Regions from separate parts of the Homo sapiens genome. Here region 1 is linked to region 2. The links are chromatin loops, found by intact Hi-C in ENCODE. Cell type or tissue: IMR-90. All regions are shown on one strand. Links, peaks and the distances in the headings refer to the core of each region. The heading gives the core; the rest is flanking DNA. Region 1 overlaps TEAD1 (TEA domain transcription factor 1). Region 2 overlaps TEAD1 (TEA domain transcription factor 1).

Region 1 (8,336 bases), core at 197-8,196, 170 kb before region 2:
CTGATGTGGGGCTTCACATCATAAAGGATTGTAGATGAGGACTACAGACGAGCAAACTCATAGGTGTGCCTCATGACTCTCTCCCAGGAAGCCTGGGATTTAGGACAGCTTCCTGCCGGATCCAGGTGTCTGGGAGAAGGCACCCTTCTGACCTCAGCCCCCTTTTCTCTAAGAGGTGACAGCAAGGGGCCAGAGGAACCTAAACTGGCTCCAGGCTCAAGTTAAGCTCCAGAGTGAGTCCTTCTTCTATTTCTTTCAAACATAAAGACACAATGAAGAGGGCTCAGTGGAGGGAGACAATGCAAAGCATTCCAAGTCAGGAAAATGAACCTCATCCTGGACCAGTACTCTTTGGGAAGGCAGAAGAACATCCTGCAAAGAGCTTGGCTTGTGGCACCAGATATCCCTGGATTAACTTCAGACTTGTGACTCTAAGCAAGCCAGTTAGCCATTCCACGCCTCTGTGTCCTAATTTATAAATCAAAGATAAAAACACTTTTGTTCAGGACTGCTTCAAGTACTTAGTATGGTGCTTGCAGCCTTGGCCCTGGGTGAGCTTGCAGTCTACGGGGGCCAGGTAATGGACTGGCTTTCCAAGCTGGATTCTGCTCGGGACCTGAAATACTCAGGAGCCCTTGTCCTCACTAGATAACCTTTTGGATAGATGTCATTCTAGGGCATTATCTAAGTTGGAGGCCAATTAACAATGGGATTTCGCTATGAAGAGATAAAAATGTAGAATGATGAGACTGTTTCTGTTGCCCTTATAAAGAAAATCCAGACCTGGCTCAGTTCACACAGAATTATCTTTATCTACATATTCAGTGCCCTGGCTCCCATCATTAATTTCTCCATCACCACACTGTTGGCAAGTGGTTCCAACTGAAGCCTGAGAAATTGTCTCCAATCTTAGTTTTCGTTCAGTTAAATTAAAAACAAGGTAATAAAAATATCTTTGAGGAGAAAGCGTATATGTCATAAATGCAAAAGAACTCCCCCTGAAGATTGGGAAATGCCAGGAAAGATTATATCATTTCCCAAATCCCGTGACAAGGCCAAGTGTCTTGGTGTGGACACAGACAAAGGAGGTTGTTGCTCAGGCTTTCCTTGCCTCCTGCACTGCTAACAGCCAAGTCCTGAAGGAGCAGAGTGGCTCAGGGGGCTTCACGGAGCAACACAGAGTGAAGTGAAGTACGTCTACCTTCCCTGTGGACAGGCCCATTCCTGGATGGAATCAGTGATGATACAAACATGATTCAGCAGTGTGGACTTTAGCAATGCCCCAGTGAAGTTCTTGAACTCAAAAGAATTAAATCAACAATTTGAACTTTAAGCTCTCTGCCTATTGGAAGGAACAGCAGTTTGGAAAGAATGGCCTGTTCAGAAATCAAATCATAAAGGCCACCAGGGCGAGAACAAGAAAATGGCCCCGGGGGAGCACATGTAGCTCATAAATTAGTCACCGGCGACTGGACATAATCAGAGGGGCTCAGGTCTCTTTCTGCTCTACTGGGATGATGCAATGTCAGCAAGTACAGGTTTTTCTTCAATACACATCCAGAGCCTGACGTGAATACATCTACTGCCTAAGATGTATTCCTGCCGAGCGGAGGGCACGGCGAAGACTTCCTTTCCTCTTAGTTTTGTCCCGAGTCATACACTCACCTAAACACACTCGAGAAGTGAACCAGAGGTGGCTTGGCCCATCTTCATGGGAAGATGGAGATGGCCCACAGTGTGGTGGTGCTTCCCAGACCTTGGCTGTGGCTACCGTGAGCTTCTGAAAACAGCAAGAAAGGACTGCCTTTTTGCTGCTAATGGGGAAAGAAGGACTCTGAGCAGGGTCTGAACAACTTCTTAGGGCAACTGAACATACAGGCAAAGAGACTCCTGCATGGAACTCTACAAAGAAACTCTGAGTAGGAAAAAGACTGCTTAACACATGGAGAATGCTTCTGCATTCTTTCTACATGCTGGGATAATAAATCCCTGGAGCTTAAAAAAACAGTTAATGACTTTTTCATGAATTAATGGTAAGTGAAACAATTCGAAGTAGAGAATAATTTCTAAGGCTGTGAGCTAATCCTCAGACATGCTGCTGCTTCTCACTACTCCACTGGAGACGCCAATAGGGGCTAAACTAAGGGAAAGGGTGAGATGGAAGACAACAGGTAAAGCTGGTGTTGGTGACACTGCTGTCGCTGCAGCTGGTGACACAAGGTCCAAGGGAGACCTCTAACTCAGCATCCTCAGGATTTTTAAATGGATATTCCATAGGCCTAGAAGCCTCTTTCACACTGCAACTGCATGGATTCATCTTCTACTTTAGAAGTAGACTCAGGCCCAGCTACAGGCTGTGGGTCATCTATAAAACCTACCCCCTTGAGAGCAGTGGGTCAAAAGGGTTTTGTCTGAGTAGGAGACAAACACATAGCACTCCCATCACTAAGAAACAACTCCTTCAAAGCTAAGCTCTCTTCTAGGCCTGCAGTTTGTACTCTAGCTTCTGTCCTAGACATTTTTTCTTTTTCTTTTTTTTGGAGACAGAGTCTCGCTCTGTTGCCCAGGCTGGGGTACAGCAGTACAATCTCGGCTCACTGCAACCTCCACCTCCCAAGTTCAAGCAACCCTCCTGCCCCAGCCTCCCAAGTAGCTATAACTGCCGGTGCACACTGCCATACCTGGCTAATTTTTTGTATTTTAGTAGAGACGGGGTTTCACCGTGTTGCCCAGGCTGGTCTCTAACTCCTGAGCTCAGGCAATCTGCCCATCTCGGCCTCCCGAAGTGCTAGGATTACAGGCGTGAGCCACCGTGCCCAGCCTTGTCCTAGATATTTTGAAAATGCCCCAACCCCGGGGGGGGCGGGGGAGAAAATCCCCACAACTCTGAATGTATAAATTTAATTTCCAAAATCACTGTGCTCTGGCCACAAATGCCTTTTTTTTTTTCTTTTTTCCATCTTACCGAGCTCTTGAATCTCAGCTTCAGTCTACTGACGCTTTGTCTCTACTCTCCCAGCTTCTCTGCTCCTGGTTCACTGTCTCCTCGCATTATTCCCTTTCTAGTTCAACCATCCCCTATATGTCCTGAACCTCGTATCTCTCCTCTGCAGTCAGGGTCTGTATCCAAGGTCACCAAATTGTTGGCCGAGTCTATCTTAAGCTGCTAAAAATTCCAGAGGAAAAGTCTCATGTTGGTGCCAATGGCTATTGCACAAATTCATGGTAGATAATTGGGCAAAAATCGGCTGGGCGCAGTGGCTCATGTCTGTAATCCCAGCACTTTGGGAGGCTGAGGCAGGCGCATCACTTGAGGTCAGGAGTTCGAGACCAGCCTGGCCAACATGGTGAAACCCCGTCTCTATTAAAAATACAAAAATTAGCTGAGTGTCGTGATGAGCGCCTGTAATCCCAGCTACTTGGGAGGCTGAGGCAGGAGAATCGCTTGAACCCGGGAGGCGGAGGTTGCAATGAGCCGAGATGGCGCCACTGCACTCCCGCCCGGGCGACAAAGCAAGACTCTGTCTCAAAAAAAAAAGAAAAAGAAAAAGACAATGGGCAAAAATCTAGGAGCAAAATGAGAAGAGAGAGCTTTCACTGGATTTGATTTTCTAAGGGAAGTAAGTGGCAAGAAAATACATTGTGGGTGGTAGGAAAGAAAGGAAGATTAATTTTGGTTGAAGACGGAGGGTGGGTAGAGGAAAAAGTACAGAATAATGTTTGCCACTTGATTTTTCATTAAAAAAAACTTATATAATGAAAATGATCAATTCCAGATAGTATAAACATGAGTGTTTAATATATTTTCTGTACTGTTTAAATTTTGCAACAAAAACTTCATAATTTTGATGCACACTCCTAGTCAATTACCATTACTTTAAGAGAACCCAATTTTAATAAGTTGATTTTTAAATGCTGCTATTGAAAATCTTTCTGAAAAGTTCTGGCACACAACACTTTTCAGACTTCATAAGGACAGAACTTATAATTTATTCTTTAAACACAATGAGTAGGAAAGACTACAGAGCAGGCAGAGAGCACCAAAGCAGGGAGCCAGCCAAGGATGAGTGCTAAGTGCCACGGAGCAGCCCCAGGGGGTGTGGGTTGGCCCCTGGTCCCAGCCTGTGACTCTCTTCCCCACTCTTAAAGCAGCCCAGGAATTAGCCTCCCTGACTCCAGCTTGGCCTCCCTCTTATTAGCTATCCTGCAAAACCTGGCTGGCGAGGTCTTTCCAGAGGGTAAATTTGAATGAACCCCATGTATGCCCCTAGGCCCACAGATGAATCCCTTCTCCTCAGTGGGATAATCGAGGGCCCTTCCCTTAGGCTCCTCCAGTCTTACCTCCCACCGCATGTCCCCAATTACATGATGCTCTTCATGGTCCCCCAGATAGTCCCAACTTTATGGAAATTCTCTGCCTTCAACTATGTTTAGTTCTAATGACACTTCTCCATGAAGCTTTAATTCCCTCACTCCCAGAATGAATCATTCTTTTCACTTGGGCAGCCTCTGCACTATCCTGTTTAATTTCTACTGCAGAGCCCCCTAGCTGTGGATATCTACTGGAAAAATAACAGAAAAGTTCAATGTTCCTCAAGAACAGAAACTCTGGATTCAATTCTATGTGCCCAACGTCTACAAAAGGACCTAGAACACACTTAGGTTCTCAATGAAAACCACTGGACTGAATTCAGTAATCATTCCTATGCTTTTCAAGTTCAAATCTACGTAGAAATCTTAGACTTTCACTAGAACAATTTTTTTCTTTACTAAAATTTAAGTCTACACAATTTGGGGGTGATCTAGTCCACAAACAAGCACATTGAGAACAACTGCCAATTAGTAGAAGCATAAAGCTGACCTTTAGAATTTATTCTAACGGATTTTCAGGAGAGTAACTTTTGTAGCTAGGATGACTCATCTATCAATGTGACATCAAATGACCACTCTCTCCTGGAGTCTGTTTTCTTCCTAGGAACATGGCAGAACTTCAAAACTACAGAATTTAAAAACATGGGCTTTAAATGGGACACAGGAGCTCTCTGTAAAGGCTGGAAGGGACAGCATAAGAGGTAGACACCTCCTTTTCCTTCTGCCTAAAACAGGGGGCTTTTCAAACCTGATTCAATGGAATAGCCTAAGAGGCCATTACTAAGGATTTGAGGGAGTAAGCTTCAATTCAAAACATGAGTTTTGCTACTTTAAAAAGGCTGGAAAACACCAGCCCAAAGAACTCTGCCACACCCTTCCCTGGAAAGTAAAGAGAAGCTTATAAGCAAGAAGACTCACCAGGAAGACACATCTGGCAGTGGCCTCCATTGCGGGTAAGCCACTTTTCCAACTCCACAGAGGGACAGACAAATGCAAGTCTGGTTTCGGTCTTCACATGAGGACCATAGACCTTTGTCTACCCCTTCGACGTCTGAGTTTGTGGAGAAGTGGTAACCAACCTGGCTAGGGCAGTGTCTGCAAGGATAGTTACTGGGATGGTCAGCCACCAGCCACCTGCTCCAGGAGGCCTTCCTACATCTTCCCAGGCAAAGCACAGTGTCTCTTTTAAGCTTGGATACTTCCTGCCACTCCCCTCTGCTCCCCACCCACCCAGAAGCTATCCTTGTTGTCTTTTGGGATGACCTCAATTATCTGTAGCGAGTTTATCTCACTAGCTAGTGTGGGAGGCCAAGAAGACCATGGCTATCAGCCTGACCCCATGATGACCTCGGTAAAGATGCTTGTCCCTGCCTCCTCACAAATGTGCTATTAGATTCCAGAGCTGAACAAGGGGGTATGGATGGAGCTGGGACATCAACAGAGTTGAGCCCATATCCTGGTAATGGCTGGTTAGGAAGGTTAAGTATACTGCCTTTGAGATAAAATGCTCATGGAGGGAGTGAAAGAAAGCAGCACCAACTCCTGCAAGCAGGTGACAGACAGCCTCACTCTCTGCGACTGTCCTAATGCCCTCAGAGTGGTGCCAAGCAGCTCTGTCTCCAGGACCATGTCATTCCCCCAGTTACTGATGACCCTCACAGCACCAACCCAAATTAAGTCCACGTTTTGACCAAGGGCTCAAAGTTAAAATGTGGATGCCAAGTGAAGGGCTGGTAGCAAAGGCTGAATGCCCAGCCCCAAAGACTGTGAGGGGTGACAGTTTAGGTACAGTGTGCTGGTGTGAAGCCCTCTGCTTGAAAACATTCTCCCACCTTCACTAGATAAAATTTTATCTAAAACAATGATTCGTTTAGGGTGCAAAAAGATCTGAGTTCAAATCCTGGCTTCACCACTTACTAGGAAGGCTTTGTGACTAGTCAATTATACTCTCTCAGCCCCAGTTTCCTCAGTATCATGCCCCAAAAGCAGAATACTGTAAGTCACTTCATAGTGAGCTTAAATGAGGGAGCACGCATTAGGCTGCCTTTCCTCTTTCAATTGCCAAACTTAACAGTATACTCTCCACGAAGCTCATCCCCGGGATGCACCCCACATTTCATTTTGGCTGCTCCCGCTATTACCCAAAGTGCTCCTCTAGTTTACATTCCCATTTACATGGCCAGCTCCCTGAACAGGATATTGGCTGTTAACTGCCCATCACAGTGAGCAAGCACCATGCCTGGAACACTCAGTTGGTATTAGCAGATGGAAAAACAAAGGACTCCATTTTTCCAAGAACAATATGGTAGGAAAGAACGGAAGAAACTACAAGAAGACGGAGGTGGTTCTTGGAGCTTAAATGCTGAGCCAGTTGCTATCCTACTGCTTCTGTTTCTGTCTCTTCCTTGTGCCTGCCCCAAAAGAGAGTGGCCCAGGGCTGAAAGTCAGGGGAATGTTTCTTTTTTATTATTGTTAATTTTTTTTTAGAAACAAACATAAATACCGCTGTGTATTTTTACATATGTACATGTATAAAGCAACAGAAAAATTGTTTCTATGGAAGAAAACTCTAAAATTCACCAAGTGAGAAAAAGAGTGCTTCCTATATCACATGGGAATCCCTTCTGAACAGAAGAGCTTTATTCCTCACTTATAGGGCTTTCAGTCTAAGGCTGTGTGCCCTGGTGAGTCCACAGGAACCACACAGACAGTGCAGAAATAGAGCAATTCATATCATCACAGATGGAAACAACATTGTTATCTGTAAACTTCTTTGTACATCATTAATTCATTAGCTCAGAGAAACTAGAAACAGAGTCAGAACTTGAGCAAAAACTGGGGTAGTTACATCCATATAGAGAGTATTGCACCTTTGGTTAAAAAGCAGGATCTACAAAGTTATCTTAGTCTTCCAACTGCTCAGCCAGTGCAGCTAAAAGCCAGCCACCATCAGCCACACGTGCGAGCGAGCCAGCATGCTGCCCACTGCAGAGGGCACACCAAATGCTCCTTCCTAATCACTTGTCCTATTCCACAGCCAGCCTTGTTTGCATAAAAAAAAGTCGAAGGACTTTGGGAAGAGTCCCAGTGCTCACCACTCAAGTGTTGTGAGACTACACTGTTTTTTAGTTCAGAACAAAACCACAAATTTAATTACTGTATAGAAAAATATCAGAACAGAACCGAAAAAGGCACATGGGAAAGCCATCAATATGTGCCAAAATCAATTTTTATTATAAACGAAAGCTCCTCCTTGCAAACTATAATCTCTTTGCATTTCTAAAATAGGGCATTACAGAAAAATAAAAGTCAGGTATGTTTTATTATAAATTTTATAAAGGGAAAAAGCAGAAAGAAGTTGTATATGAAAAATTATCAATGCCCCCATTTTTCCTATAAAATATATTTTGAGACTGAAAAATGAGGTACAAGTAAAAAAAAATTTAAGCAAACTCAAGTACAAATGAAACTGCAAATGGGTTTGATCAAGAGTTTTCCCATCTCTAAGATCTATCTTTTTTTTTTAAAGGCCACTGCTCAGATTTCTCTTTTAATAAGAGCGCCATTCACTTAAAAAACAGTAGTAAGCAATGTGGAAGAAATCTGGCTGAAAATACTCTGAGGGAAGAGACATGCATGAAAAAGACGTATTTTTTATAAGTCTTCTTAAAAATACATCAAAAGCATGAGTTAAAATAATTTCTAAATTTTTTAAAAAGGTAATTTCATGACCACTTTGGAAATGATTCTTTCTAAATAATTTCTACTCAATTTTGCATCTCTGGACTTTTCTTTTTTTAAGCTTTCCTAGCCCATGGCTGCTTGGTGGACATCTGAAGGTTAAAAAAAAAAAATCATGTTTCTGTGCTGAAAAGTTATCAAGACCAGCTCTCTGCTGCATTTGCATTGTTATTAGGAACACACACATACACACGCACACACACACGCAAACACACACACGCGCT
Region 2 (8,336 bases), core at 325-8,324:
CTCCTTATACCAGTCCAAACAAATTGGAGACGTATCCAATTATATAAAATATACCATGATTTCATTTTTTTAAATTGGAGGACTTTTCTCCAGTAATTTCTGAATAGGCAAGTCTTTAGTATGCAAATAAAAAACATAGAAACTATAAAGGAAGTACTGATAAATCCAACTTACAACTAATTTCTGCATGAAAAAGTTATATAAGGTAAGTCAAAAGGCAAATAACAAACCTGGAAAGAGTATGTGAAATTACCCCAGCTACACTCCCTGAAGTTTCCCTGAAGCATCTTATAGCAATGCTTCTCAAAACTTAATGCGCATGCCCTAATTACCTGGAATTTTATTAAAATGCAGATTCTAATTCAGCAGGTCTGGGATGGGATCTCATATTATGCATTTCTAATAAGCTCCCAGGACATGCTGAGACCTAAATTCTCAAACTTTTCTAGTTAAAGAGACACGGGGCTAGAATCAAATGGGACTCCTAAGGATCAGCTGGTAAGGTTTCAGAGCACTCAATCACCCAAGCTTCACCATGAGTGATTAAGATTTAGAAGATCCAGGATGAACAGCAGGAATCAATATTTAAAAAAAAAAAAACCCTCTTTAAGTGACAAAAATATTCACTGGTCTGAAAACCACATCTGAGTCCCTTCCTGCTCTGCCTGTGCTCTGAATACTGCAGAGAGACCCATCTGCTCTGGTAGTTTAAACAATTCCTTTACCATCTCCAGACCCCACCTGCCCTCCATCCTCCACCCCCACTTCACCTTTCCCCTAGCCTTGTCCTAACACATAATCCTCCCACCAAAAAAGAGAGAGCGCAGCAAGGAAGGAGCAGGCATGGCAGGAAGCATTTCAGCCATGGCTTCACGGCAAGGCTCCTCACCTCCCGGTCCCCGCTTCCTCACTTGCACAAACCAAGTTGTGAGAGATCAAAGAGTTACCCGACTGAAAAAGCTCTGTCAACTCTAAAGCATCATATGAACATGTTATTTTTTATTAGATCTGTGATGACCAGAAGAAACACACTTATAAAAGTCTAAACCCCTCTGGTCCCTGTTCTGAGGGCCCTTTTTTTTTTTTTTTTGAGACGGAGTTTCGCTCTGTTGCCCAGGCTGGAGTGCAGTGGCGTGATCTTGGCTCACTGCAACCTTTGACTCCTGGGTTCAAGCGATTCTCCCACCTCAGTCTCCCAGCTAGCTGGGATTATAGGTGCCTGCCACCATGCCTGGCTAATTTTTGTATTTTTAGTAGAGACGGAGTTTCATCATGTTGATCAGGCTGGTCTCAAACTCCAGAGCTCTAGTGATCCGCCCGCCTCGGCCTCCCAAGTGCTGGGATTACAGGCGTGAGCCACCACGCCCAGCCCTCTATTCTGAGAACTTTCTACATACCCCCCTTCTTTCACTGTACCCCTCTCAATTTAAAGCACAGAGTTTCCATATTTCCACTTCCTAAATATACAAACCAAACTTCACCAACAAAACAAGTAAAACATGTTATATTGAGCCTCAAGTAAAAATGGCTTCAAATTTGTAGAAGATGCCAACAAACTAATATTGCATGTATGTACATCTGCTAATGTACTTGTAGGGGTTTTCCTCCCCAAAAAAATCTATCCTCTAAAATAATTTTTACTCTGTTATCTAAAATTCTCAAGTCTCATCTAAATTTCCTCCCTGCTTATTGACACTGCCACCGCACCCCCTTCTGGGCAGGCTTTTATTCTGACACCACCCCTTTGGGTCCCCAACCATACTGGTCTCCTTGAGAAAGGCATTTGCTATATAATCCATTTGCTAATAAAATCCTCTGATTTTCGAGATTCCCTAACAGAGGAAGTACTCACCTGTGCACTTTTTATTTTTCAGATTTATCACAGGGAAGCACTTGCCAAAGGCCACTGACAGCATGCCTTCCACATTGCTCAGGGATGGGCGGGCAGGGAGGGGTGGTACCACCAGGCAGGACACTCAGGTCTAATGACACACCTGGCTTGCTTTCCCCGTGCTCAGCCAACCAGAACTCTTCAGTGCCCCCAGGCACGACTGGGAAAATTCCTCACCTGCCATGCTTGAACCTAGCACCACACAGCCTAAATCCACAGGGCACACCAGGCAGCAGAAAGGACTAAGTCAAGCCTTGAAATGTTCCAGTCTGAGACAGGGTGGAAGTGGGTAGCCCTTCTTGTTCCCCAGTTAGCTAGACAGTCCAGGAACCGGAGTCAGTTCCCTCAAACCCAATACACAGGAGAGCACAGGGTCCAGGACAGCTCTATCTGCTGAGGGGAGCAGCCCTGCATGGCTGACCAAGCAGAAGGCACATGTAACCAAATGGAGCTCCCTTTGCTGAACGGGGCCTCCCTAGGACAGCACGCAGGGTGTATTTCCCAACAAACTAGTCGGCCAAACACCATTTGGTTTCAATTAACAGAAACCCACTCCCACTAACCTAAGGTAGGAAAAAACGGTAAGGGAATACGAGTTCATTATAAGGCCAAGGCGTCCATCTGAAGACCCCTGAATCAGAAACTGCAGCCAACCCTCACAAGAGATGGAAACCAGGAAATAGAAAACCATCAGGAAATGAGACTATTCCCTTGGTCTCTTGTCTCGTCCTCAGCACAACTGTGTTTCCTTGTCTCTCTGCAAAGTGGCTTTATTCCACACTTCTCTATACCCATGGGTCAAACATCTACTCCCCAGTTAGGGTCTCCCTGAACTACAGTGTGAGCATCAAAGACAAACTGGGATTGCTATCTCAATCCCAAAAGAGGCAGGAGACAGAGTTTAACTCAACTTGGCTCAGATAGCCCCACTTTGATCCAAGAAAAGGTGGGTGAGCTGGTCCTACTATAGAAAGTATCTACCTGTCCAACACAATTACGAAACAAAAACAAAACAAAAAAACACACACAATGTACATGACAGCCACTGAATGAACTCCGACCTTTGTTAAATCCACAAAGTTTTCCTAAAGTATCATCTTGTCTTCTTAACCACTCTAAGGAGGCACAGCTGTACAGTCAGAGCCTCAAATAACAAGCAACTGTCTTCTTTGTAGCTTGCTTGCTTGTTGGTTGCCTGGGTTGGAGGAAAAAACCACTTTGTTGCTATCAAATAGGAATGTATTTCTGGTTCCTCCTTTTTTCTTCAGAGAAGAGTTCTTAGCAGGAATCTCACCTGAAAGGGGGCAGAACCTGGCTAAAATATGGCAAGGTCTTGGACGGCATGAATGCAAGGGTTGGGGAGACACAGGCACAGTAGAAACTCACACAACACACAAACAGAACTCAAGCCTTCTGGGGCAGGCTCAGAAAATAAAATAATCTGCCATCTATAGGAAATATCTGTTCAGTGTAAAGGTTAAGTGAGGCCCCTTCCTTACAAAAGCCACTGGGTTTTTCATAAAGTAACCCCAAAGAGTCCATCAGTCTGGGTCCATTTCACTTAAGGCAACAAACATTCCTCACAGATCATGGGCTGTGCTCTGTGTGGTTGCTAATAGGATAATCTGTTACAGGAGGCTTACAAATCCATTTACATTGATTTTAATTAATTAATCAATCCCTGGCCCCGAACAACTTGGTCTAGAGACGATAAGCAATTCAAGATTCAGTCTCTAATCCCAGCCTGAAATCTACATGAAAAAGAAGTTAACTGTCAGATCAATGAAGGACAAATAAAAATAACTGGATTTGTACCTCTCTTAACATAAGGAAAAATCTCCTCCAAGTTTAGACAGTGACTATTTACATGTTAATGAGAGTAATATATTTTCACAGTGATTTCCAAAGAAACTCACCTAAGACTAAGGAGTTTTTGTACCAGCCTGAAATCTGGAGAACCACAGCCAGAAATTATGACTCTCAGTCAAGCCTCTAAAATCAAAATGAGCCCGACTTTCTCAACAGCTTATCAGAGCCTTTTAGTGAGGCCTGAAGTTGAACAGAAAATTACCCAAACACAAAATACAAACGACAAGTAAGAACGAAGTGGCCCTCGCCAGCCTGGCTGTGCGCTGAATTAGCCACACTTGATTAAAAAGCCAGGCAAACTTTTGCATTTGCTTTTATTTTATTCTTTACAAAGGCTGAAATAGAATTTGACCTTTCTGAGCTATTGCCAGCTATGAATTGGAAACAAGCTCAATTTAAAAGGTAGCATCAATATCTAACTGCTCATCATCTCAAATTTTTTTCCATCTTCCTCAGTGTCTTTTCACAGGGTTTGTCTACCCATGCTATTTTTAGACTTCTATCAGAACTTCCAATGACTCCATATAAACCTACAGTAGGGGGGAGAAGGGTCTCATTTCAGTCCCATTTTCTCAAATCCCACGCTAGCTAACACCAATTAGCGTAGAAAAAGAAGGTAAGAGTTGGTAAATGAAAATGAGTCACACTCAATTTTAATTTTTCTCAAGATTGAAAAAGCTCATAAATTCACAAGTAAAGCACAAAGCAACAGTGAGTCCCAACTTCACACAGAAACACCAACCCAACTCTGCTCTGACTTGGGTACGTACACAAAGTGGGCACTGCTCATAAAGGAGAAAAATAAATACGAGTCACAGCAGACCCAACATTGGGAGACAACTTCGTGTTTCTCCCTTACTCTTTAAAATATTTAATAAAACAGTTATAAAACTGATTCTGAAGTCAGGAAGACTGGCGTGAAACACTGCAAAAGGAAAAAAAAAAAAAGAGGACCCTGTATATAAGGAAGTAAACTGCAAGTAAAAGCAAGAGACAGGCCAGAGCTTGGCAGGCTGGCGAGTGTGTTAGTTTGTTCTCTCGTCTCTCTCCCCTCTCTCTCTTTTTTCTCTCCTTTCTCTCAAGTGAAGAACAAACAAAGAGTCGATACTTCAACTATACATATGGAATCCAGAGCTTTCTGCCTAGTGTCGGCTTGCATGTCCCCTAGTTTTAGGATTCACTGGAACACTAAAGCCCCTTGAAACATTTGCCATGTGTTTGCTGGGGCACTTCCCCGGACTCAGCCTGCCGCCTTTCCTGGCTGAGTTGTGCCGGGCCGCACAGCAGAGCAGGGTGTGCCAACGCAGCCTGACATTCAGATCAAGACCACAAATTATAAACAGTTTCAGTAAATTGACTCAAGTGCCTTTGTTCCTCAGACATACATCTTCCTACCGCTTACAAAGGCAGGCAGCAGAACCTAACCACCAACGCGGCTATAGCCAGGACTGGGAAAGGAAGTTATTGAAGCCTGGATTTCCTGCCTTTGCTTGTAGCCAAGAACTATGAGGCTTGTAGTGGTTTCAGGAACTGACTCATCTCATGATTCATGGATAAGATACTGCTTTTAATATGTTTCTGACCCTAAGATTCAGGAAAATCAAAACCAGTCTGAACCTATGCTTCACTCTTATTTGCAAATGAATATTCACAGCAAAATAAACAGGAGGACAACGGTTACCGAAACAATGAAAACATCATGCCAGTGGCAGGAAAAGTGGAATGCAGGCATCACATGGGAAGCCGTCATCAAAGCTTAATCCATGGGCTGCGACTTAACAGCGTTTCAACTTCCCAAAAGTGGATAACAGGTGGGATAAGGTTTATTTTTAGATGTCATTCCCCTAGATGTAAAAATAGATTTAGCACAGCAATATTTTAATTCAGGCCCATCTGGGGTTGTGACTCTAAATATCCAGGATGTACAGAAGCATGTAGCTTAAGATTTAACTGTTCCAGTTGCAAACCAGAGTTCAGAGTGAGCAGACCAATGATTAATGGGTAATAAAGGACTCGCATTGGAACTCATTCTCTTAAATCATCCTCTGCTAGAAGGCTGAAATTCTGTATTTCCACCCATGTGCTGACTGGCCTTCTCTGTCCTTTACTGTGCGCATGCACACACGCACACACACATGTGCACACAGCCCAGGACTTAAAAGCGAAGTTCTTTAAAAGTACTAAGCACCAGGGGCTCGCACCTCTGGCTGCTTTCCATGATGTTCCCTGTGGATTTATTCATCACAAAGAGGTCCCCACTAGAAAAAACTTTTAAAGCCTCCCTCATTCATGGATTGTTGGGTTCTCCCCACTATCCCCACACAAGACATTAAGCACAGGACCAGTAGGGGTGGTTTTCAAAAGCCTTTATGGGTTTCAACACAGCCCAGTTGCACAGAAGGAAAAGGGGGAAAAGAACACAAAAAACACAGGCTGTTCTGTGGGGTGGGGGTGGAGGAAGCAGTAAGAACAGTTGACCAGGCAAGGCCAAAGTGCAGGGGCCGGCTGGCAGGCGCTGCATGGCTGGGCTCCTCCAGCAGATTTACTGACATGACGTCAGTGGCTCCAGTCCAGCTTTTTCTTTGGTAGCTTTTACCACTTGCCTCCTGAAGCCTCCACTATGTTAGGGAGCCACAGGACCATAATGAAAATTCCCTTTGTGAAACTGAGTTTACCGCGGGGCACAGAAGCCTGCCTTGTGAATTACGGGGCTCTTCCCCCTACTCTCAGTGCCCACGGAGGAAAGCGGGGGCGGGGGGGAAATAAACCCCTACAATACTGTACTTTCCTTTAATACAGAGGAACCATTACATTAAGCTTGCGGCTTTAAAAAGAAAAAAAAGCCGGGGTGGTGGGTGAGGGGCATTAAATGTGTATCCAAAATTTCCCAGGCCAGGATGCTGGTTAACTTCTCAGTGGTGTGGAGAATGATGATAATTTCAGGACTATTCACTTGTGCCGTCATGAGACTGTGTTGGCTGCACTGTGAACGCATACAGCTTTGTTTCACCAACAAAACAAAAAAGTATTACTGAAGCTAAAACTGTAGGTCTGAATGGAAACTCTGAAGAAAGCATTAGAGCGTGTCTTTAAAATGAGCCCTGCTTTGCTGGGGGGACTGGGGGGTGGTTGGCCTAAGTGCATAGTCTATGATGCACCAACATGGGCATAAAACAATTTCCAAGAAGCAAAGACAGAAATTATAATACTAAAAATAAGTTTAATAGCAGACTTGTTAAATAAAAAACACTCATCTTAGACTTGCAGGCCTACTACTATAGGCCCGCAGCACTAAAACAATAGCTATGTTACAACTAGGGATCCAATGCATAAATCTATCTAAAACTACAAATCTTTAACTTATTTAAGCTTATAAAAATAATAGACTAGTGATAAATTCTTTAAATGACTAGGACATTAAATACATTCTATTTTAAACACTTTGGAGAAGAAGTACAAAGCTTAATTCAATCAATATTTATTGAAACAGATGAGTACAAACGTACCCAACAATACCATCGAAATACAGCTTGCAGCCTGAATGGCTCACGGTGGTAATAAGATAAGGAATCTCTCATGTCCTGGTTATGTATACAAGGAATAGAACAAACTATCAGGCAGACATGATGAAGGCAATGACTAAAGACTTCTGTGAAGCCTACATTAACATGAGCTTTGGCCTTCAGGAGGCAAGTCAAACCACAAACCATCCATGGTAATTCTTCAGTTTGGTCTTTTTCTTAAGGGAGGAAAGGACAAGATGACAAGCACAAGCATGAAAGTGGCAAATGAGAGCCAAAGAGGCCAGGCATGAGCAAGTGTGCAAGGAAAGCTTTTACCACGATTAGAGTTGACATGGCAGGCAGGATCCATTTCCAAAGGTGAGCAGATTATTCAACTGAAGGAGTGGGAGGAGAAAAAAAGCAGAGAACCTAGCACACACATCATAGCCTAGAAACTCCATTTCTCACTAAAAGGAACCCAAACTCTGCAGAAATGGTTCATTCTATCTCCCAGAATACACAAGAGGTTGGACAGCAAGGAAACTATAAAAGACTATTAATAGGGTCACATCAAAAGGCCACAGGAGCCAACTAAAGAAATTCCCACTGGCCAAAGATGAAACAATTTGAGCATCAGTAAGAGGAGGAACTGCAATGGACTGAAACGCATTCAATAATTTAAAATCAGTGATTGCCTAATGATATGCAAAACAAAAAAAAACTATCTTTCCTTTACAAACTATATGCTAGGTTAACCATATAGTTGCTAAGAGAAACCTTCTCCATAAAAAGAGGAATGGGTTGGGTGAGATGGCTCACGCCTGTAATCTCAGCAATTTGGGAAGCCGAGGTGAGCAGATCGCTTGAGCCCAGGAGTTTCAGACCAGCCTGAGTGATGAAACCCTGTCTCTACAAAAAACTAAAAAACTAGCCAGGCATGGTGGCGCACTGACAGTCCCAGCTATTTAGGAGGCTGAGGTCAGAGGATCACCTGAGCCCGGGAAGTCAAGGCTACGGCAAGCCGGGATCGCATCACTGCACTCTAGCTTGGGTGACACAGTGAGTGAGACCTG

The links. Peaks named below come from ENCODE experiments on the same cell type or tissue, not always from the same donor. Only the 100,000 strongest peaks of a DNase experiment are listed, where the experiment ranks them.
Region 1: a loop joins it to region 2, with 8 times the contacts of the local background. A loop is called at or near these places in 3 of 110 quality-filtered maps.

The regions. Positions count from the first base shown.
Region 1 is chr11:12,865,090-12,873,425 of GRCh38, reverse strand. The region is part of intron 5 of TEAD1 (TEA domain transcription factor 1); the gene reads right to left. Among named protein-coding and RNA genes, the nearest start is that of TEAD1-AS1, 54 kb to the left of the region's middle. RefSeq lists a silencer at 8,290-8,336. In IMR-90, for the core only: a CTCF peak has its summit at 4,525; no DNase peak of the experiment used is centred there; H3K27ac peaks cover 369 bases.
Region 2 is chr11:12,690,777-12,699,112 of GRCh38, reverse strand. All of the region lies in intron 2 of TEAD1 (TEA domain transcription factor 1), which reads right to left. Among named protein-coding and RNA genes, the nearest start is that of TEAD1, 21 kb to the right of the region's middle. RefSeq lists an enhancer at 4,506-5,705. In IMR-90, for the core only: no CTCF peak of the experiment used is centred there; DNase peaks (open chromatin) are centred at 5,262, 6,322 and 7,402; H3K4me3 peaks cover 400 bases; H3K27ac peaks cover 3,794 bases.